3 separate regions of the Mus musculus genome follow, and all the other regions are linked to region 3. The links are chromatin loops, found by intact Hi-C in ENCODE. Cell type or tissue: heart. All regions are shown on one strand.

Evidence for each region. Hi-C counts contacts between places; a loop is a spot of excess contacts. Peaks named below come from ENCODE experiments on the same cell type or tissue, not always from the same donor. Only the 100,000 strongest peaks of a DNase experiment are listed, where the experiment ranks them.
Region 1: a loop joins it to region 3, with 5 times the contacts of the local background. A loop is called at or near these places in 2 of 42 quality-filtered maps.
Region 2: a loop joins it to region 3, with 2.8 times the contacts of the local background. A loop is called at or near these places in 6 of 42 quality-filtered maps.

The regions. Positions count from the first base shown.
Region 1 is chr13:92,479,487-92,487,486 of GRCm38, forward strand. Fam151b (family with sequence similarity 151, member B) reads right to left here and starts at 4,545. Exons shown (of 6, transcript NM_001163627.1): 1 at 4,442-4,545. The coding sequence starts at 4,466. It overlaps Gm52060 (a long non-coding RNA gene), which reads left to right and starts at 4,587. Exons shown (of 3, transcript XR_003950692.1): 1 at 4,587-4,650; 2 at 5,459-5,533. In heart, a CTCF peak has its summit at 4,038 (motif pointing left); DNase peaks (open chromatin) are centred at 4,025 and 4,535; H3K4me3 peaks cover 1,274 bases; H3K27ac peaks cover 930 bases.
Region 2 is chr13:91,854,355-91,862,354 of GRCm38, forward strand. Ckmt2 (creatine kinase, mitochondrial 2) reads right to left here. Exons shown (of 10, transcript NM_198415.3): 4 at 7,399-7,494; 5 at 6,784-7,005; 6 at 5,505-5,590; 7 at 4,841-4,964; 8 at 3,857-3,991; 9 at 1,384-1,509. Among named protein-coding and RNA genes, the nearest start is that of Ckmt2, 19 kb to the right of the region's middle. In heart, CTCF peaks have their summits at 3,307 (motif pointing left) and 4,685 (motif pointing left); no DNase peak of the experiment used is centred here.
Region 3 is chr13:91,806,228-91,814,227 of GRCm38, forward strand. Zcchc9 (zinc finger, CCHC domain containing 9) reads right to left here and starts at 1,469. Exons shown (of 6, transcript NM_145453.2): 1 at 1,383-1,469. In heart, CTCF peaks have their summits at 1,014 and 3,426 (motif pointing right); a DNase peak (open chromatin) is centred at 1,434; H3K4me3 peaks cover 2,188 bases; H3K27ac peaks cover 1,726 bases.

The sequences.
Region 1 (8,000 bases), 670 kb after region 3:
ATCTACCCTCACACCGTGACGCTCTGGGCAGCATTCACAGGCTCAGCTGGCACATACAAATACAAGCAATGCATACATCCGCCAGTGGCTTATGCCTTACCAGGTTTCTCTAGGTCTTGTTATTCAGCGCTAACCTCCTTGTGTGCCAAATATTCTGCCAACTGTTAGCTTATATCTGCCTAGCAACAGTTAAAAGCCTAAAAAAAAAATGCTATCACACATTGCCAATAAAATATTAGGAAAAGGAGGGAGTTTGAGAGATGGCTCTGTGGTTAACAGCACTGACTGCTCTTTCCGAGGACCCAGGTTTGATTCCCAGCACCATCATGGATGCTCACAACCTTCTGTGAGGTCCAGTTCCAGGGAATCAACTCCCTCTTCTAGCCTCCACAGGCACTGCATGCCTGTGACGTACAGACTGACATGAAAACAAACACTCACATGTATAAAAGTATATAAATTTTTAAATATATATTTATATATTGCAATAATTAATCTTTGGTCAGAAAATAGCACTTCTTTCATTTTGAACTACCTCAGTTCATTTTGATTCAAGTTTTATAAACATGGCATTATTTTCTGTGTCTGGGTGCTTTGTCCACCATGTCTGTGCCTATTGCCTGCAGATACCAGAATACAGCACTGGATTCTGGAACTGGAGTCACGGACAGCTGTGAGCTACTAAATGGGTGCTGGGAACTAAATTCAGGTCTTCTGCAAGTGGTTGTAAAACCACTGAGCAATCTTTCAAGTCCCAGCATGTTGGTAGTTTACATACCAAATTATAAACCATTCCTTTAGTCAGGAAATAGTGGGTCAATAAAGACAATGTCTGACATCTTTAGCAAGCACTCTCCATAAAGGAAAGAGAGATGGCTGAACACTGCCCCCAGCAGTGCCTGCTCCAGCATGAGGCCCTGTTCATGTATGCAAAAATATGCATGGCCATATTTAAATATTCAATTCAGTCATTCTAGAAGGCACATTAATTCTCAGTAGTGACAAGTACCAAGTAAGAAAACAATCAAATCATAGTATACATTCATGATTTTTTTTTTAAAATCATAATGGTTGTGGCTTTGGACACTAAAATCACACATCTCAGCGGCTCAGGATAGGTTATAAGTTCAAAACCAGCCTAGACTACACAACAGGATGTAAGTAAGATCCTACCTAAAATAAGGTTAGGAGGGACAGATAGACAGAGACCAAATGACCTAGAAAATTGGTCCTTCTTTCCTGGCACATAGGTTGTTGGAACAAACCTAGGCATTCATAAACAGTGCACGTTAGGTTTTGCCGTGGCGCCTTTCAGCTGTCTTTACACTGCATTCAGAGTGTAAAGAGTGTAAAGAGACCTTACACAAATAGTAATACACAATAATGCAGGATTTTTATGCATGCCAAATACATTTTTCTTAGGTAAACTGCTCTTCTGTACTTAGTGAATTATAATGGAGTTATGTCCAGGTAAGCTAATTGTTGGGTTAAAATAGCCTAACTCAAAATACATTCAACATACCTACAAAGCATCACAGCTCAGCTTAGTGTACTTTAAAATGTTTGGAACATATAAAGTAGGTAATTTATGGCTCATTGCAATGACCAAGGCAACTTATAAAAGGAAGCATTTAACTGGGGGCTTGCTTACAGTTTCAGAGAGTGAATTCATGGTTGTCATAGCAGGGAGAAGGTAGGCAGGCATGGGGCTAGAGACTTAGCTAAGGACTTAGATCTTATTTAAAGTTTAAGCCAAGGCAGGGGTTCGGGCCTGTCATGGGGTTTTTGAAACTTCAACGCTTGCTCCCAATGGCACACCTCCTCAAATAAGGCCAGGCCTCTCAATCCTTCCCAAAATAGTTCTACCAACTACAGACCAAGCACTCACTGGAACTTAGAAGCCCATGGGGGGCCATTCCTATTCAAACCACCACAAAGAACATCTGCCCTTTGATTGAGAAATTCTAGTTCTATGGATTTATTCCATAGACAAACTCATTTGGGAGAATATATTCCATTCAAGAAACATAATGGGGCTGGTGAGATGGCTCAGTGTGTAAGAGCACCCGACTGCTCTTCCGAAGGTCCAGAGTTCAAATCCCAGCAACCACATGGTGGCTCACAACCATCCGTAACGAGATCTGACTCCCTCTTCTGGAGTGTCTGAAGACAGCTACAGTGTACTTACATATAATAAATAAATCTTAAAAAAAAAAAAAGAGAATGTTTAAAAAAAAAAAAAAAAGAAACATAATGCATTGCCTGTAATAGCAGGAGTAAAACTTCAAATGCTTGTTAACACTACATAGGGTCCATTCTATGGCCCTTAAAATGAACAAGACAGCTCTCTAGGTACAGTAGAATTTCAGAGACAGAAGTGAAGAAAGCATTAGAGCAATGGAGCCCCTACAGAAGGAGGGGTAATGGGGACCTGTCCATGTATTACACAGGAAGGAAGAAACTAAGGCTGCTAGTCAGACGCCTTCAGCATCTTTGTGAACTTGCGTCTTTTTTTTTTTTTAAATTTCAAGAAAGCGAGGGCACAAGATATTTTACGGAACTTAAGGTTGCTAATCAGAAATAAAAGGACATTTATATGAGTGTATACATTTTAATAACAAGGTCCTTATAAGTCTACAGGGAGAAAGGCCAGTAAAAGTTGAGGTGATATAGTGAGAAGAACTCAATCAATTATTTCTGACTTGAAAGGTGCAGGAAGAGACCCTGTGAGCCAAGGGGCCAGAAAGGCAAGAACACTGTCATCCACACCTCCTGGAGAAGAGCATCCCTGTTAGCACAGTGCTCTTAGGCCTTTGAGATTTGATTCAGACGAGGGAATTGAAAACAGCTGCAGGGTGGGGCGGTGTCTCCTGTCAGAATGCCCCCTTGCGTGTTAGATGTCCTTAAGCCACAGTTATGTTGTTTCCTTTGCATAAGAAACATCTAAAGCACCAGCGCTTTTCTCTACACTTGTTCACTAAGGAAGGGCGCGCATCTTCCAAAGAGCCAGTGCCATTGTATTACAGTGTGGTATGGCTGTGTGAGCATGTGCATGAGGAGACCAGAGGACAGTCACAGATGTCATTCTTGTGTTTTGAGAGAGGGAGGCTTGCTAACCTGGAGCTTACCAAGAAGACAACTCTGAGTGGTGTGCTATCTCCTTCCATGGATCCATCTGTTCCCATCCCCCCCAGTGCCCTCCTGTACCAGGGTCCCTGGTTTTCACACAGGCTGTGTGGATGGAACTCTTGTCCTCATGCCTGCAAGGCAAGAAGCTTTGCAAATGAGCTCTTTCTCCAGCCCTGCCAATGTGATTTTGACACCTACCTCTCCCTCTTTTGTGGGCCTCGTGGGAAGAAATACCTAAGAAATTGATATTGAATTGATCTACTATGGGTTGGGAGGGGAAAAGTCTCACCTTACCCAATAAATATGCACCATAAACATTTACAGAAACTTTCTTAAAATTCACAGTACAAAACCAGAGGGAGGCCCCCAACCTTGAGAGAGTCCACTCTATTCCTTCTTTGACGTTTGATAAATATAAGAACAAATAAAAAGAGTGTGAAGTTGAAGAGAGGTTTGGTAAGATCTGGGGGAGAGGGAAAGATAAATTGATCAAAATACATTGTTTAAAATCTTCAAAGGTTTTATGCAAAATAAAGAAATATTTAATGTTTATGTGTGTGTTAAAAAGCAGAGACGGAGAGATGGCTCAGAGGTTAAGAGCACCAACTGCTCTTCAAATTTGAAGGTCCTGAGTTCAAATCCCAGCAACCACATGGTGGCTCACAACCATTCGTAATGAAATCTGATGCTCTCTTCTGGGGTGTCTGAAGACAGCTACAGTGTACTTACATTTAATAAATGAAAAATCTTAAAAAAAAATAAAATAAAGAAGGTAGAGGGCTGAAGAGATGGCCTAGCAGTTAAGGGCACTGACTGCTCTTCCAGGGGTCCTGAGGTCACTTCCCCAGCAACCACATGGTGGCTCTCAACCATCTGTAATGGAATCCGATGCCCTCTTGTGGCGTGTCTCAAGACAGCTGCAGTGTACTCATACAAATAAAACAAAACAAACAAACAAAAAGTGAAAGGTTAAAAAAAAAAGATAATGTGGTATGTATGTAAGACCTTTTTGGAAGGATCCACCCACGAATGTGTAGCAGAAATTTGAGGGGGAAATGGGCTAATGATTGGGAAGGACTAGAGACCTTACTGAACCATTTTGAACTTTTAATATCAAAAATGAATTTTCCTTTTGTATCTAAACAATCGATTTACCCTAAATTGTTTCTACCTTTGTCACACGGAGATACTCTTCGGCCTCAGTTAAATCAGCCACCACTTGAACACCCCGCAGACACTGGCATTTACAACTCAATAACAAAACAGGAAAAAGAGTAGGCGGTACCCTGCCCGCTGAACCCTCCACACTTACCCGGGCCCCCTGCACATGCTGCCATGGTGACAGACAGACGCAGCGATCTGCGCAGGTGCACAAGGTTGGCAGTCTCCTGGTTGTCTTCCTGGCGGAAGCCAGATGACCTGACCGGAACCTCTGCGCCAGTGATGTAAAAGGTGCGCATGCGCACTGGAACTGCTAGGCTTGGGGCAGGGAGAGAAGCGGGGATAGTGGGAAGAGAGGAGGTGGGTCGCGGGGAGAGGATTGCGGGGCACATTTCCCATAGTGCAGTGGTCCAGTTCTGGTGTGGAGCTACTCATTCTAGGGTACAGCGGGCTGCAAAGCTAGAATACATTACCTGACAGCACAAACGGAAGTGGTTCTCGCCCAACCCTTCAGAGAGTAAAATTTTTAAGTCACTCTGACTTGAGTGGCAATTTTGGCCTCAACCGGGTCTCCAAAGTCTCTGGATTTCCTCCAGCTCAGCCAGAAAATATAGCCCCATTGCTTTATGGTCTTTGGTTTTCTACCTGTATCTTCACATTTAAACTTACTTCTTTACAAACAGCATAAACCACACACCTCTCACCTCAAGAGTTTATTCCTGAACCAAGTATGAGTGATAATCGTTCTAGAACACGAAACCAGTTGCCCCAGACATATTGCATAGTTTAGTAGTGTTTTTCGCTGTTTAAGAAAGTTATATATCCTGGAAAATTTCAAATACTTTTGTGGAAACATCAGGCATGCAGTTTACAGCAAACTGAGTGCACGTTTCCGTTCCTATCCGACGGTTCTTGGGTTTCAGGCTGGTACTGTGTTAACACATTCCAAAAGTTTCACCTAGTCACAAGGACATGAGGTCAAGTAAGCAATGCAATTAAGGGAGCTAAACACAGCACAAGAAGATGCTGCTAGAGCTTCAACATTCCAACACCCTCACCCTGGAAGTTCTAACCACCAGCCTTGTTAGTAATGAAATTGCTATTATCAAAGTACTCCTACGAATACAGGCAAGATTTCTAATGGATTTTTGTTCCTTTCTGCAATTAGGATGCTTTTTACCAATCGCGGAGTAAAAAACGTTCAGACAGAAGCAATGGAACCTACTTACACTCCATAACCCAGGTAATTAATATAGTATGACTACACAATGCTACACTGTAAGTAAGAAATGTCACTATGAACACGGTGTGGATGACCCTGGAAAAGTTAAAAACTATGAGTCGTTGCGTATGTAAAGGAAATCACTGTCAGGTAGGCAGCTGTGCCCTGTGCTCACTGCAATGTTAACTCCTAAAAGCAAGACACAAAACCAACCTAAGATCCACCAGTAGATGAATAGATAAAATGTAGCAAGGCCCATCATGAAGTTCAGGGTTCATATAGGAGACCCTGTTATTTGCAACAAGGATGAACTGTCAGATGTTGGGTGAAGGAGGACAGGCCCAGGAAGACCAAGGCTGCATGATTTCACTTCTATCACTGACCTAAGAATGCTGACCTGGACAAAAACTGATGATGGTGGTTGCTGGTGCTGAAGGGCAGAGTTGGCAGAGGAAAGGGAGATAGTGGGGCGATGTAAGATGTCAGGACACATTTCAGGTGGGAGAAACAGATTCAAGTGTTCTCTCACACAGCACAATAATTACAGCAATTCCAATGTCTTGTGCACTTTAAGAAACAGAGAGGAATAAGATCACTGCTGCTACTACCTCCAATTCATGGGATGGCACACACGATAAAGATGACTACCTGTTGAAGATATGTGGTGGAAGAACAGGGTAGATCCGTGCAGGTGGGATCTGCACAGCATTTAGGATTATAAAGGTCCTACTGCTTCTGTCTGGACATTTTTTACTCAGCCATTGGTAAAAAGCATCTTAATTGCAGAAAGGAACAAAAAATTAACACGCTAAATTTTCATGTTTCTTTTTGCTGAACTGTACACACAAGTCAAACATTTCAAAGCCACTCAACAAAATATCAAACCTAGAATAAGTAAGCAGTTTCTGTTTTATTTCAAGAAAGTCTTTTATCACTTGAATCATATCAAAATTATTCTATTAAACTTCTAGGGGCTGGAGAGATGGCTCAGTGGTTAAGAGCACTGGCTGCTTGTTCTTCCAGAGGTCCTGAGTTCAATTCCCAGCAACCACATAGCGGCTCACAACCATGTAATGGGATCAGATGGCCTCTTCTGGTGTGTCTGAAGATGGCTACTGTGTATTCATATAAATGAAATAAATCTTTAAAAAAAAGAAAGAAAGAAACTTCCATGAAACAACACAGAAACCTAGGTTGTCAGGAACCTACACAACTGTCAAAGTAAGACTTTTATTATTCAATCATAAGCGTTCTTGGTGTTTCAGACTTGAGGCCAAATGCCCACTGTGCTACAAGCTCCTCCTGAGGCAGACACGGGCATCCTCCAGTCAGTAACCCATACTCACTCAAGAGTCATTTCTCCACTGCAGCAGTTAAAATGTCCCTGTATGTTAACTCTCTGTTCCACACATCCAAAATGAAGGAACTTACAATTCAACTGATGAAACCTGATAATGGTCCTTTTTTATATGTAGCAAACACAGGCACATGGCTTGTTCAATAGATGCATAAAGCAAGATTACAGTTCACCTCATATTTCAAAATGCAGAGAAACTGAGTTGCATTGTCTTAAGGGCTGGAGAGATGGCTCAGAGGTTAAGAGCACTGACTGTTCTTCTGAAGGTCCTGAGTTCAAATCCCAGCAACCACATAGTGGCTCACAACCACCTGTAATGAGATCTGGTGCCCTCTTCTGGTGTGTTCAAAGACAGCTACAGTGTACTTACGTGTGATATTAAATAAATCTTTAAAAAAAAAAAGTCGTCTTAAGACCATAAACAGATCATTGTAGATTGACTACAAAGAGCCAACCAATTTCTTTACTAAAATTTCAAATTAAGTCCAATGTGAAGAAAAACTATGATAAAGCAAGTGTCTGCATTCAAAAAAACCCATCTCCAAAGAATGCTGTAAAATGTGCCTCTAACATCTTAGACTAGGATTCCAATTTTTACTGTTTGTAGACACTATGAAAACAAATTCAAAGTTATTTTACCACAGAAGACCCTTCCACTATTTGGTAAGTTCAATATTCATAAACTGTACAGTTATACTTCACAGTATACAATATACTGAAAAAGAAACAAATTATGTAAACAAAATGAGCCTGATATGTAATCATCTTTATATTACATCATTTCGACGTTGCCGTTTTATTTACTACCTGTAACATTTCACATTACTTGTGGACATTCTCCTCAAATATGTGTCTGGCTGGTCCAAGTGTGATTTGGAGGAGAATCACGTGCCTGGATCTATAAGGTGCAATGCTTTATAAATAATCCTTCTTACACAGAGTTATTTAGTGTGACTTCCTGATAGATACAATGAGTGTTTTTAATACAAAAATATATTTCACATAATAAAAAGGCATCAAAACAATGATTACATTTTATATAAGTTAAATGACAGTTTTTTCTTTTCTGTTGTCTGAATTAAACTAGAAAGCTCTATCACAACCTTTAACTTTTTGTTAAGTTAAATATTC
Region 2 (8,000 bases), 48 kb after region 3:
AAGAGTAGCAATTACTCTAACTAGTAATGACTCCATGAACTTTTTCTTCATCAGCCTCTTGTACAGAAGACTATACAATGACACCTGTGTGTTATTCTTTAGATACAAATTCTGGCCAGCTTCTCAACGCTCTGAGCACTGAATATGCTCATGATACAGATTTCCTTATTTACACAGCAGGTGGAACAGCCGTAAGTTGGATGGAGCTCAGTAACCTTTCAACCACTTTTCATTCAGAAGGAAACGAGGGCCTTGAGGGAAGGTTGGGCCACAAAGCCAGTTACATCTAGTTGAGCCCATGGTCCCTTCTCCAATAGATGTGTCCTGTGTTGGACAGGGTGTGGTGAGGTGGGGCCCTTTTAAACTTTTCAGGAAGGAACTTGGTGATATATAACTTTCCCAGTTCCTTTCTTAGGATTATATTCTGTCTAGAATTGTGATTCAAGTTATACATAAAGTAGGTTAAAATACCAATCAGAAAATGTTAAACATGTAAAGGAATATTTTTACCATATAATTACCCAAAATCACATAAAATTTTTTTTGAAAAGGTATTTCTCTATCCCCAGTCATGTTATTTATATTGCTATGATAAGGTATTCATAAGTTGTAGAATATGTTGTGAGACAAAATGGTAATGAGTACTGCTAGATTAAATATATGGCTCTAAAAATACTTTTAGACACTTTACTAACTTTTATAAATATCCCTTAGAAATTTACAATAAAACACTAAGCTCTGTTTGACTCTGCAAGTTGAGAGAACTTTATACAGTGGCCCTTCATACTTAGTCCTGTGAGCAGAGGCTGCATCCCAGGTTGAGATAACTTCCTGTGCTGACTATCAGTGTGTACTTAGTACTCAGCTGCCTGTTCCTAATGAGTTCTGACTCGTCTCACTGAACCTATTGTTCCTTTATCACAGGAGTCCCTTGGCCTTATAGGCTACACTAAAGCCGTGGAAACTATTAAGGATCTAAGATGTCAAGACAAAGATGATAGCATGTGGTCTTCAGCAAGGGAAATCCAGAGTCAGGAGAGGTTTTCGCACGTTTAGGCTCTCAGAAGGACAGCACACGTGCTCTCTGAGTCCCTGGGGATAAAAGACTGCTGTCCTTTAGCACCTGGGAGCGTCTGTTGCTTGTGATGGCTCAGACAGCTCTCAGGGGGCTGCTCTCTAACAACAGCCCCACTGTGATTCCTCGACTTCCCTAAAAGGACTCAGAGGGGATTGTGTATCTTCCATGTTATTCCAAGGGTTATTTTCCATGCAAGAGAAACACAAGAATGAATAGTTAAGTCGGATTCGGTGGGGAACATGGGATTGTGTGAATGCAGTCAGGCTGACCCTCGTTAGTACATTTCCGGTTGAGAGAGGCTTTACCTCTGATCTGCCGATCCGATCTATGTTGGAAATATCGTACACATCTGCCACTGCAGCAGTGTCCACACCACCTGTGCCACGCTTTTGGAGCCGCAGGTTCTCCAAGATCTTAGAAAAGCGTGGATCCTAGGAGAAGGTATACTGTTGAGGTCATTGAGCAAAGATGCTAAAAAGGACCAGTAACCATCGATAGCATATTTACACTATACGTGGGCACTGGGCTCAAAGCCTCCCAACAGCTAATGAAGTGGCTACTACTTTCACACCATCAAAGTCCACTTTCTGGTGCTGTAAACAAACAAACAAACAAACAAACCCTACCTTATCCAGAGGATGGTGGAACATGCCTTTAATCTCAGTATTCCAGAGGCAGAGGCAAGTGGATCTCTATGATACTGAGGCCAACCTGGTCTACATAAGGAGTTCCAGGCCAGCTAAAGTTATGTATTGTCTTGAAAGGAAAAAAAAAAAGTCCCTGGCACCAGGTCACTCATAATAATAGAAGCCCTTTTGGTTTGAAGTTAGGGTTGGAAGTTCAAGAACATGGTGCTGGCACCTGCTTTGGCATCTAGTGAGGGTTGACCTTGCTGCATTATGCTGTGGCAGGAGTCACACATGGTGAGACAGAGCATACATGCTTGCTTGGATCTTTCTACTTGTATAGCCACTAATGCTATCATGGAGGCCAAGGCTAGGACCTCAACAATCCTAATTACCTCCCAAGGTTACACATGCCATTGGCATTGGAATCTGGTGATGAAATCTCTAACTTATAAACTCATAGGGGACAATTGAAGCTATACTAACCCCTAAACTTCAGATAATCAAGCAGCTCCAGGGGGATTAACTTGCCCAAAGTTAGACGGAAGTCAGCAGAATTGCAGTTGATTATCTTCATATAAATGCACACATGTATTTGCTATGGATGCCAGCTTTTGTGTGTTTGCTAGTCACCTGTATACCGATTTCATTGTTATAATTAAAACCATGAAGCTAAATCACTTCAAATCATGTTCTTTTTTTTTTTAATTTTTTATTAGGTATTTAGCTCATTTACATTTCCAATGCTATACCAAAAGTCCCCCATACCCACCCACCCCCACTCCCCTACCCACCCACTCCCCCTTTTTGGCCCTGGCGTTCCCCTGTACTGGGGCATATAAATTTTGCATGTCCAATGGGCCTCTCTTTCCAGTGATGGCCGACTAGGCCATCTTTTGATACATATGCAGCTAGAGTCAAGAGCTCCGGGGTACTGGTTAGTTCATAATGTTGTTCCACCTATAGGGTTGCAGATCCCTTTAGCTCCTTGGGTACTTTCTCTAGCTCCTCCATTGGGAAAATCATGTTCTTAATATTGGAATTTTGAATAACAAAAAAATGCATGCCTTCTTCTTGATAGGCTGCACATCTCTAAAATTGTTTAAGCGTCCTCGATTTACTTTGTGTGCTGTGGCAGAAATGGCTAGCTATACATCAGGATTGCTTTCTCTTTCTCCCAGCCCAGGAGCTGCTGAAGATGTAGCCATTTGCTAGCTAAGCCCTTGCCACCAGAATGAGCAGAAGTGAAGTGTATCACTTCCCTTCTCTTTTTTTTTTTTAAGATTTATTTATTTATTATATGTAAGTACACTGTAGCTGCCTTCAGACACTCCAGAAGAGGGAGTCAGATCGTGTTACAGATGGTTGTGAGCCACACCATGTGGTTGCTGGGATTTGAACTCTGGACCTTCAGAAGAGCAGTCGGGTGCTCTTACCCTCTGAGCCATCTCACCAGCCCCATCACTTCCCATCTTACACCTTAAGTCTTTTGGACACGCCTACATGCTCTCTCCTTTCCTCAGGGCTAGAACATGGACTGATTGTGACTGGAACCGAGGAAAATGCTCTAAGCGGTCCACACAACGCCCCCTACTGGCAGCCTCGCCGAGTGAAGGCGCTTGCTGCCAGGCAGAATGGCCTGACTTGAATCCTTAGATCCTGCAAATTGTCCAATGGCATTCACTGTGTACCACACACTCCCCCCAAACTGCACAAAATACAAATAAGAAATGAAAAAACAACAACAACAACAAACAAAAAACAAGACAAAGAACAAGTCGCACAAGAATGGCGTAACAACCTGTACTGCCTAAGTCCTCCCTCCAGGCCATTCTCTTCTCAAGCATGCTCAGATGTAAAAACAAGGTGACAGGAACCCAGAGAGCATAGTAGGGCAGCTCCCACACCTATCCTGACTTGTTAAGTGGTAGATTATTATTTTTGAAGCACCATCCCCTTGTCCAGGCCTGGATCCTTTTATGTTAATTAATGCAAATGACTTAAAGCCAGCCCCGCCCCTTCCATCAGTGCTCTGTTGCAGGTGCCAAAGGTCAGGGTTAAGGAATGAACACTGATGTTTCCTTCTGAAAAGAAGTCATATCTGAGCTGATCCTGAAGGGACTCAACAAAGCTCCTGGTCACCCGCCATTACCTTGCTGAGCTTCGGGATCCTAACGTGGACACCAGCTCGCAATCCAGTTCCGAGGTTCGAGGGGCAAGTCAAAATGTATCCCAGACGCTCATTCCACATGAACTCCCAGCCTCGTTCCTGGATTAATCGTTCCACCTACAGATGGAGTAACAATGTGCAAATGACTGACTTCTCAAGTACCTGTTCCTTCAAGTCACCCAGACACCAGGGAGAAAGACCAGTACAGCACATGAGTGAAACTGGTGGATCTACGGGACTTGTGCTTGATAATTCTTCTATTAGAGTATAAATAGCAATCTTTTCAATCAGATGGGCATATAAAGCATTTAACACAGTTCCTAGAAGAGTTTAAGCCCTCATTAAATATCTGTTGATACTATTTTTTTTTATGCAAAGACTATAGGGGAGCATAGGAATTCTCTGCTGCTAAGCCTGTGAGAATCTATTCTTGTTGCCCATGTCCCAGCCTCTGCCCCATTCTACCTATCCCATTTCATTCACCGCATCCACTCCTTCTATCCTTATAGCATATTTAGAATAGAATGAGAAAATAGTGAATCACAGACTCCCCTCCAAAGAGAAAAGCCGCCCCTTTTGGAAGCACTACTCTGAAGATTTGATTCTTAGGAGAAAGAAGGAGTCCCACTTTGGAAGTTTCAAAGCTATCTTTTTAAAAATGGAAAATACCAAGGCTAAAGAGATGGCCCTTCCCAAAGAGCTTTGGCAGCTCTTCCAGACTATCTCTTTTGGATCCCAACACTCATATGGTAGCTCACAACGATCTGTTGCTACGGTTCCAGGGCATCCGAAGACACCCTCTTCTGGCCTTCAAGGGTACTGCATGCATGTGGTACACAGACATCACTGTGGGCAAAACACTCATAAAATAAAATAATAATAAAAAATCTAAAATACATACACAGATATGGAAACTAGAGAGGTTTTATTCTGATGACTATCGAGAAACCCCTAATGGAATCTTACTTCCTTTAGTCCACGACAGAATCTCTCAAATACGCGTTTCATATTGCCTCCCTTTTCCATTGAGATCACCCTGGTGTGGTCTTCCTCATTTATCCAGATGAGAAATGTCTTGTCATAATTATGCCTAACGAAGACAGAAATTCGGTACTGACTGTTAATTGCGTTTATCTGAACACATGGAAAAATCTCATTACCTGATTGCTTCTTTTCACCTTCCCCATTCCCTGGATGGCCCTTATCTCTTAATTGTGCCTGAGCAAGTACCACAGAATAATGATAGCTTGCAGAATGGAGAATAAAACTAAACCCAGCCATTAACGATGCCAAGAATGTTTTTACCCTCACAAGAATACAATCCTTCCCTTCATTCCTCAAACAAGAGAACAATAGTTCAACTACTCTCTCTCTCTCTCTCTCTCTCTCTCTCTCTCTCTCTCTCTCTCTCTCTCTCTCTCACACACACACACACACACACACACACACACACACACACACACACACACACCACACGCTCTCACATACCATTTTCAATTATACTTGCGTCCCCATTTCCCTCAAGCCCTCAAGCCCGGCATGCTGTCAACTGCAGTTCACAGCAACCTCAGGTTAGAAGAAGCAGATGATCTGAGAGCCTCAACACACAGGGAAAATGTAAAAACCATACCAGATTCCCCTGGCATCAGGCCAGTCACGGGCCATTCCAGCACATGTTAGTAAAGGGGACACTGGCTTATCAAACAGAAAGTGGTCCTGTGGGCCAAAAGGGACAAAGCAGAGAGATGAGCCTGTGGAAGTAGGTAAGGGCCAGCTTATCAAGTTTCAAATTACAGATAAAGAGGACTCTCAGCAGTGTGTCTCAGATTCTTTGTGTGGTGGAACACCTTGGGAGCTTTTAAAAAACAAAACCACTGATGCCCAGAGCTCACACTGAGACAGGATACCAAGTAAAAATCAGGGGTCCATCTAGATAGAATCTCTAACAAGTGGGAGCCCCTGGAGACTGGAGAGAGGAGAGGTTGTAGAAAGACACTCTCTGGGAGGAAGCTCACCCATAAACAAGAAGCCAGGGTGGCTGCTTAAGGCAGACGCAGCCTTGCTCTGTAGTGGCAGGCAGAGGGTGGCAGCATCTACACACACCAGAAAACTGAGGAGTACCAACTAACTAGATAGCTGCCCTGTGTGCTTGGAAAGAGGATGCGCCAAGTAATTTATATCTTCTGAGATAACAAAACCTCCTTTCTTCTTTTCTTGGAGTTTACATCAACATTACTTTAAAAAATAACCGCTCCTTTAAAATTTGTAATAATGAAGAAATAAAAGGATCCATGTCCAGCACTTGAGAGGCAGAGTCAAGAGCAATCCTGTGAGTTTGAGGCCAGCAAGCTACATATTGAGACCATGTTTCATAAAACCCCAAAGGACTGCATTTTGTTTACCTTAGAGCCAGTGAGAAGCCCACAGGCGCTCAGAGGCAGCAAGGAGGAGTGCCGGTAGGCAGCTCGGGCTGGCTCTGAACCAGACATGGAAAGGACCTTAATTTCCTGCCTAGATCCTCTCAGCCTCTAGAGTTTTCTTAGAGTGTAGTATGGGAAAGATCCTTTAAGCATGAGTAAGATTTCCATACCGGGTTGAGTTCATTTATTCATAGGTAACAGGAGGCAGATAACCCATTCACCTCCACTCTCCTGTGCCAAGCCCAGCACTCATACTGAAGTTTCCTGTTTTCCTAACTTGACTGCCTTGTCTGGCCTTAGTAGGAGAGGATGCACCTAGTCCTACAGTGACATGATGGGCCAAGATGGGGTGATACTCGTGTTCCCCCTTGAGATGCCCCAGGCAAGCTTCAGCCCTGAAGGACTAACTCTAACTGGGTAGAGGCCTAGTCAGAGCTGGGGATCCAACCTCTTTCCAGGTAGACCCTGGGTGATTTGTCACCTACTCACATCGATGAGACGTTGCTGATCCTGCTCCGTCATCTCAGACAGCTTGTAGTAGCGGCCAGCCAGATCGCCCTTCAGGCCCTCCAGGGCAGTAATGGCCACATTCTCCACCTCCCTTCTCTCTGCTCGGGAGCAGGCTGGAGGCAGGCTCAGCCCGCGGATGCTTCGGCCAGTGCGTACCCGAGAGGACAACACATAGCGCTCATCAAACTGCCCGTGAGTAATCTGCCGGGTGGAGCAGAGTGGAGGGTCACCATGGTAGCCACAGAGCACATGCAGCTTCCCTGGAAACCTTCTGGCATTGCATCACAGGGAGCATGGCTAACGGACAGATGGAACTCCAGCTCTGGGGTTTAACCTTAGTTAAGTAAGGTGGGGTCTGGAGTAGGGAGTTTCAGTTGGGGTAAACTGTAGGAAAGTTTGAAGTTCCCATAAATTGTCCTCTAGAGATGTCTTAAAGGAGCTTATTAAACTCCCCTATCCTTCTAGGGCATATGATGAAGTTGGCCATTTTTCCAGGTACATCTCACCAAGGGAACACCTCATAGGTTTTCTCTTCTGTCTGTGGATTCAGGAAATCTTGCATCATGGGAAAAAGAAATGGAGCCTGGAGCCTACCTTGGATGCATCCAGGTCCGTAGGATGCTTCATCACCCTAGGGTCATAGCCATTGTGCCTTAGTTTGATGACAGGATCAAAAAGGTCAGCAAATACCTATAAGCAAGAATATCCTGTAACTGGCTTGCCTGTTAGCAAAAGACTTTTGCTTTTCTCTGTTTCCTTTCTCCTCAAGGGCCAGAGGGCCAGGTTGGATGGCTTCCTGTGAAATTCATGCACCATGCGGAACATGCATAGAAGAGTATACTAGTAGATGAGAATGAAAAGAATAAATGTGCACAAGATAAACTAACAAACAAACAAATGTTCATTCTTGAGGGAGAACTGGGCTACTAGACTGTGTTTAATCTCTTCCCTAAGGATTCTGCCAAACCCACTGGATGAGAACATCTGTTGGTTAAGAACTCAAAGGCTTTCTGCATTGTTAGCTAAAAGAAGTCACCAGCTCAGGGGCTAAGTACATTTTGTGATCAGAAGAGAAAGTCAAATTGTAAGACTCAAAGCAAAACACAAAGTCTATGGGGAAACCCAGCTGTGCAAAGCAAGGGTCTCTTACTTACCCTGTTGGGGACCTGTCCAGACTCAAACCAAAATGAGCTGCA
Region 3 (8,000 bases):
CAAATATACTCACATTTTAAACTTTAAACCATTAAAACTCTTCATTTAGGTAGGGGTACAGACACATGGTATGCTGTGTAGACATTTTTCTACAGTATTTTGGCATTGAACAGAGAGGTTCTACTTCAGTTGAAGAAAACAACATATGCTTAGTTAAAACTAGAAAATATTTTGCCAGCAAATGATTTTTAAGTTAGAAATCATATGTAAATACTGTAAATGGTCCTCTTAAACCCTGCCGTCGTCCTGGCCATTTCTTTTCCTACCTTTAAACCAGTCTGCCTTCTCCCAATCTGCTTGCTTAGTTTGCCATTTCAATGCAACTACTTGCAAAGCACATTAGTAAACATACACAAGTCTTGTCCTTTCGTCTGTCTTTCCCCTGTAGATGTATAAAGGCAGTCTATAAAGTGTCTGTAGTCACATGGCAGTCTTCTCTTATTTAATGAGGGTGACTGCCATTTGCAGTCTAATGGTTTTAAGTCATTTTCTTTTTTTTTTTTTTTTTCGGTTTTTCGAGACTGGGTTTCTCTGCGTAGCCCTGGCTGTCCTGGAACTCACTTTGTAGACCAGGCTGGCCTCGAACTCAGAAATCCGTCTGCCTCTGCCTCCCAGAGTGCTGGGATTAAAGGCATGCGTCACCACGCCCGGCTTTAAGTCATTTTCAATGAACCCATTTTAGTGATCCAAATTGTAAAATAAACTTCACATTAAGAAATCTTGTTTGTTTACCTTTAATAAATGCATAATTAGAGATTTTCATTTAGAATGCAGATGTAAGCAGTTTTAAAAGGAGTGTATTTTAAGACGAATTATTTGGCTCCAACATAAAATTGAGTATTTTACTTTGCATACTACCTAGCAATTCTGAGAACAGTTTCTTTTTCTTCTTTAATGAATGAATACACCAGACACAATCAAAGGATTATTTCAACTACCGAGTTGCCACTTTCAGGGCAGCATCCAGTGTGCCAGGCAACTTAAAGCCTTGGCACCAGGAGTCTGCAACATGCTTTCAGGGCCGGTGAGTGACGCTGTATGCCACTTTACAGTGCACCGGTCCCCCGTCACCAAGAGGGCGGATCCTCCTCCCGCACACCCGGAATGTGAGACTCTGGGTGTCTGGAGGGTGACACGGGACAGCCGGACAGCCCTGGTGCCCCCGCACGCGCGGCATCGCTTCTCCATGCCCGCCCCAGCACTGCGACCCGCGGGCACCCTAGCAGGCCTGCGGGGCCCGCTCCCAGCAACGGAGCCGGCGATCCGACAAGCTAGCTCCCGGGCTCTGCCCTCGCGATCTCCCGCAGGAGTCCGGCCCCAGTCGGCCAAGGTAGCACAGAGGCGCCCACGCCTTAACCGGTGGTACCCGCGTAGCTCCTTACCGGGTCTGAATCCTCCAGAGCAGCTGAGACAACGAACCAGAGAAGCCCGGCCCCGGATGAGATCGCGGCCATAGAGACCGGAAGTGCACCGTCTCCACGCGTCACTTCCGGCAGGCCAAGCAAGGGAAGCGTGAGGTGTTTGTGGGTCTTAAACTGGGGAAGGTGGCTGGCTTGTGCCAGTTTGTGGGTCGTGTAGTGTTTGTTTGTAAGGGCGCTGCACTGGAGTCCCCGGACACAAAGATAATGAGCGCCCAGTCTGTGCGGTCCCAGAATGTGCAGTCTAGATGACGGAAGGACTCTTGGGAGGAAGGTCTTCCTTACACGGTCCTTTGAATTGGACAATATATTTCAATGAATTTGAAATAGTAGCGAAATAGTGAGAGAGAGAGAGAGAGAGAGAGAGAGAGAGAGAGAGAGATAGACAGAGACAGAGACAGACAGAGACAGACAGAGAGAGGGGGGGGAGAGAGAGAGGGAGAGAGAGAGAGGGAGAGAGAGAGAGAGAGAGAGAGAGAGAGAGAGAGAGAGAGAGAGAGAGAGAGAGAGAGAGAGAAAGAGAGAGAGAGAGAGAGAAAGAGAGAGAGAGAGAGCCGAGGCTCCGCAGTGTCAGCGCACCAAGAGAGTCGCTGAGATGCAAGTCTGAAGAGACCTTCGGAGCACCTATTGCTTCTGAGTGGTACTTCATGATTGCCCTGCCTGGCGTTAATTCACAGTTGGTGGCCGGAGTTCATTTTTCAATAAAATTCTAGTCCTCCGTCCTATTAGTGCTCCCCCGCCCTCCCTCGCTCGGGAAGCCTCCCCCAGGTTTGTTCAGTGAGAAACGGCATGGACGTACACATTTAGTCCTCCATCAGGCTCTGTTTATTTTGCCTCTTAAATATTTGATCCACTGCCTCTTCTCGCCTTTTGTCTCTACTGACTGTCCCGTTCGTTCCTTGTCTCAGCTTTCACTGTGTTGGCCCGAATTTTTGCAGCTCATCTGGGCAGACGTTTTTGCCCAGATGTTTTACACAAGTGAACTTTTGAAAATATAAGTCAGAGCGCCAGATCCAATTGGTGTCTTCCAGACTAAACCCCTTCCATCTTTTCTCAATGTTGAGATGATATTCAAACTCTGGAAGAGCATTTGTTACAATCTCTGTCCTATTTAAGCTCTGTACGAAGGGGCCTTCTCCCATCTTCTTTTTGTTTAGCACCAGGATTTACATACGCTGTTCTGCTTACATAATACTCTGGTTTCTTTAATTATGTTCTGTTTCAAGTCTTCCAAGATTTTATTCTTATCTAAGCCTCTGAAACATCCTCTCCCAGGCCATGCTTTTTGATTCTTTTCACAGAGGATTGTATAATAAGTTTTACTGTATCCTGATTGCCTCTCACATAATTGATCCCCATTCCTTACTACATCCGTTAGCTGGATAAAGAGTTAAAATGGGCCCAGTTTTCCTTAAATGGAAAATCAGTGTCAGAAAAATATTGTGATTTGGTATAGTAAATGCCACAAATATCCCAGAAAGTTTAAAAATACAAAACAAAACAAAAACAAACAATCCTCTAGCTGTTGGGAAATGAACTGCTTAAAAGATGGGTGATGGGAGCCGGGCGTGGTGGCGCACGCCTTTAATCCCAGCACTTGGGAGGCAGGTGGATTTCTGAGTTCGAGGCCAGTCTGGTCTACAAAGTGAGTTCCAGGACAGCCAGGGCTATACAGAGAAACCCAGTCTCGAACCCCCCCCCCCCAAAAAAAAAAGGGTGATGGGCCGGGTGTGGTGGTGGACGCCTTTAATCCCAGCACTCCCAAAGCAGAGGCAGGCAGATCTCTGAGATTGAGGCCAGCCTGGTCTACAAATCGAGTTCCAGGACAAGCAGAGTTATACAGAGAAACCCTGCCTCTAAAAACAAAACAAAACAAAACAAAAAGAAAGGTGTGTGATAATGCCTCTTATAGCTTAGTGACCTCAGCCAGCTGTCTCCAATACTAACATTTTAACTAAGTGTGAAATTTTATTTTCTGTTGATGCCTAGCCTTGAATATAATATATACCACTAGATGGCGCATTCAACAAAAATGGTGTCCTTTTAATGCTAAATTTCCTTGAAGATCTGATTTTTGGAAGTGAGGGAACACTTCTGTTTTGATGATTAGTAGTTGAGTAAACAAATCATATACTAAGTCCTCAGGATTCATGAGGAAGCGTTAGTATTCCTACTAGTAGTAGCTACTATTTACTGAGTACATCTACCCACTATCCTGGGAGGTAGCTATTGCTTTTTCCATTGAACAACGAGGAAATAAGCCCAGAGAGCTAAAGTCACTCAAGGTCACACAGGCAGTAAGAAACAAAATGAAACTTTGAACCAAGAACTCAGTCTGTATTTATGTACTCTTCTGTTTTGAAATACTGCAGAGCATTGTCTGCTTGTAATCACTTAAAATATGCTTTATTGAGTTATCCATGCCAATGTAAGACTTAGGGTGTATATTGCTTATAATTCAAGAGATTATACTTTTATTCTATGTCTCTTTTACTTATTGATATAAATATATCATTTCATGACAAAATGTAAGAAAGATGTTAAGTGAGGAGCTAAGGGTTTCATTATCAAGAGACATGCTTCATTTTTTATATTCATATTCATGCCCTCAGAGATACAATTCCAAGTGTGCTTTATTAGTCTCCTCGCCATCTTTCAATTCTTTAAAAAAAAAAAAAAACCACGATTAATCATCATATAATCATCAGGCAAGGTCTTTAAGTAACATTGCATCTATGCTCAAGGAGCTAAGTAAATGCTGAAGGTGATTTCGGCAGTTTGGAAAAAATGTTGTAAATGGATCGTGAGATGCTCAGTCTCTGTTTAAATCTTTATGTTCTGGGGATTGAAATTCAGCTAGCATGGCAAGTGGTTTGGCCATTGAGCCATCTCCCCAGTCCTGTTCTATTGTCTGAAAATACCAAGGGTTCAAAGTGTATCTCAGTTGTGGAGCACTTGCTCAGTTCACAACGACCACCTCTCCCAACATTTGATCCAAAACCACAGAGAAAACTATGCATTCACATTTTGGTAGATACCACCTAGTCATCTGTTCAAGCTTGTACCGAGGTATTCACTCAGAGGCAATGCACGAGAGCAGCTAGATTCTCATCCTCACCTGAAGAGCACATTTACAAACTCGAGCTGTTGCCAGGCAGCCGAAGGTGAGCATGACCTATAGCTGTATGCAGTGTCTGTTCATTTACTACAAGGGGGGTTGAGCTTGTTGCTGCTTCTGAAAGAAAGATGAAATTTCAAGACCTGTAAGTCATATAAAGTACTCAGAAATTGCTGGTTGTTTGTGAGCCTAGAGGCTGCCTGGGGCTGAGAAAAAAGAAAAACAAACCTGGGTATGCCCCGTAGTTAAAACATTCCTGGGAACATCTTGACCATAAGATAAAGGGGAATGTGAAGACATAACAGGGCTATCTGAACTGAGTCAACAACTCACAGAACTCTGACACCCTGCACGTACATGTAATTTTTCTGCTGATGTTTGAATAAGCCAATAGTGTGTCGCTATGCTGAACTTCACACCCCTAAGCCCCTTACCCCATAAAAACCCTTAGCTTTCGAGCCTCGTGGCCGACATCCGTTATCTCCTGTGTGGGATGCATGTCGGTCCGGAGCTCCGTCATTAAACGACCTCAAGTAATTACATCAGGGTGGTCTATTCATGATTCTTTGGGTGCACGCCGGATTGGGAATTGAGTGGGGGTTTCCCCACTAGGTTCTATCACTTCACAGTTTCTTGTGTTTCCTGTAAGCCAGCAGCTTATATTACTTAACAATTTCTTCCTTCATCTCCCTTTTAAATTAATCTTCAGTTAGCATATCAATGAATGGGTTTCATCGTGGCATTCTCATACACACGCGTTATGCTTAGCATTCACACTATAATTCAAATGCTGTCTTTAAATATCATTGTAGGGAAAAGGTAATACCAGACACTTTAATATTAATATGTAATAATCATCTGTCTAGCTGGCTAGATAGTGAGCATGCAGAACTAATTCATAAAGACAGAATGGACCCAAAATGGAATGGATCCTCTGTGTCTTATTTTAACTATTTAGGCTTTGGTTTTACCCATGATTGTTATATAGCTGGCATTACATTTTTATGGAATGAATATGAAGATGGATAAATACAAAAAGGGAGGTGTTTTCATGTTTGGTAAATGAATGGATTGTAAATCAGAGTGCTTTAAATTAGTTGGATAATATGGTTAAAACAGTAATGACTACAAGATACGGGAAGAAACTCCCCGAATTACGTAGCCCATTCTGATCCCACAATCATTCTTCACTAGTTTTGCCTCATAGACGTAGAGCTTGTAAACCGACTTTCATCTTGCCTTTGATAGTACCCAACACAGGTTGATCACTGTCTCTTGATGGGCTCATCATTAAGTGGAGTTTGTGCCACCACCTGTCATACAGCTTGATGCTGTTAGCAGTTGGTGGTTTTGACTTTAGCAGTTAAGATGGAAGGGGCTGAGCATGGTGCTGTAATACTAGCACGTGTAAGATAGAGGCTGGAAGACAGCAAGTTTGAGTCCAGCCTGGGCTACATAGAGAGACACTGTCACAAAACAAAACAAACAAAATAAAAGAAAAGGCAACAACCAAAACCACTCAAACAGAAAATCCAGAACATGAATAAGGGAAGTTTATGCATTAAATACATATATTTTGTGTTTAAAATAAAACTTCAGAGCCGGGCTTGGTGGCACACGCCTTTAATCCCAGCACTCGGGAGGCAGAAGCAGGCAGATTTCTGAGTTCGAGGCCAGCCTGGTCTACAAAGTGAGTTCCAGGATAGCCAGGGCTATACAGAGAAACCCTGTCTCAAAAAAAACCTAAATAAATAAATAAATAAATAAATAAATAAATAAATAAATAAATAAAACTTCAAAACAAAACATAACTTTAGGGCTGGAGCGGTGGCTCAGTTGATAAAGCACTGGTCACATAAACCTAAGGACTTTGATTTTGATCCCAGGACCCATGTAGAAGGTCTATTCTAGTGGTGGGTTGCTATAACCCCAGTAGCAAGGAGGCAGAGACTGGCAGATTTGTGAGGTTTGCCAGACAACTAGTCTTTCTCAGCTAGTGAGCTCCAAGTTCAGCAAGAGACTCTGTCTCAAAGTATTAAGTAAAGAGAAACTGGTGAGGACAAATGGTGTGAGCCTCTGGCAAAATATACTTTAATCATACCCTAAAGTTATATTCCAAGGTTATCCCAGGGAAATGTGTGAGAAACATCTGTTCACCTCAAATACAGAAGGAACAAGCCGATTTAAAGATTGCCAGCTCCTTTAATGGGCTTATTAAGATTCTTTACAGGAACATAGAGCTGCCACAACAAAGGGTCCTCCAAACCTGTTCTTTACACCTTACAGAGTTCAGTTAGAGAGACAGAGACACACAGAGAGACACAGAGAGAGAACAAGAGTGAACAGAAAGGTGTGGGGGTGGGGCAAGAAAAGTGGGAGACTCTTGACGTTAGACTTTCCCATTCCCTGTGGATTAAGAGGTTTCTGGAGTTTTCTCTTCACCCGGGTACCCACTTCTAAACGCAGGTAGCCGTGAATCCAGCTAGGGCATAGCAGAGGGCAGTGATTGGTGACTTACTGGTTCAGCAGTCTTTGGAATTCTTCTTCCCCAGTGTTGCTGGTACAGTTTTTGCATGTGTGCACTAGTTGATGTCTGTGTTGTGTTTCCTGCCTATACTCAGTGGAAGGTGGTGTAGACCAGTTTACTTCTGCCATCCTATGTGGAAGTATATCCTTCCCCACTAGAGTATTATATATCCATTCCTTCCCAAATCCTTCCAGAGTGACAGGCACCAGGTCAGCCCGCTGAAAGGGACTAGGAAGTCCTATACTACAAGACCACGGGTCTCCAAAGCCCTGACTGGATGCATTGGCTTCCTCAAGGCAGCCAGCTTTGCTCAAGACTCGTGTTGAATACAGACAGGGCAGTGGCAAGAGAGGAAAGCTGGGGACAGATTTGGTCAAATTGAAGAGTTCTCATTTTTATCACTTAGAGTTTAAGCAAGTTTAAGTCACTGAAAGGAGGAAAGATTAATTTGGATTTTTTTGTTTCAGACATCACACCAGGGAAAGCATTGTAGAGTGGCTCAGTTCATGGTGTCAGGAGTGCATGGCAGAAACAGTTGTTCATGTCAGAGCAGATGGGAAACGGGCGAATGGGAAGAACTCCGGGCTGGGTATAAAACTCAGAAGTTTATAATAAACCTCAAATATTCCGTGGCCTTCCAAAATAGCACAGGCCATTGGGGTTGTTTCAGATTCAAAGCATGGAAGTATTGTAAACCCATAGACTAGACTTTTACAGTAGACAAGAAAAACCGAGAAGAAGGTTTTGTATGAAAAAGTGTGCCTGCTTTGGTGGTCATCACCTTCTCGACATTGAACTTCATTAAAATATACAGAACAGAGTAGCAGAAGATGGAAGTGGGTTATTGACTCCATTGTTTGAATGTGCGATGTGGACCAGAGCTGCTGTAACAGCCTCTGTCTCAGAAATTCTGCCAATGCTTTTAAAGGCTGTTTTA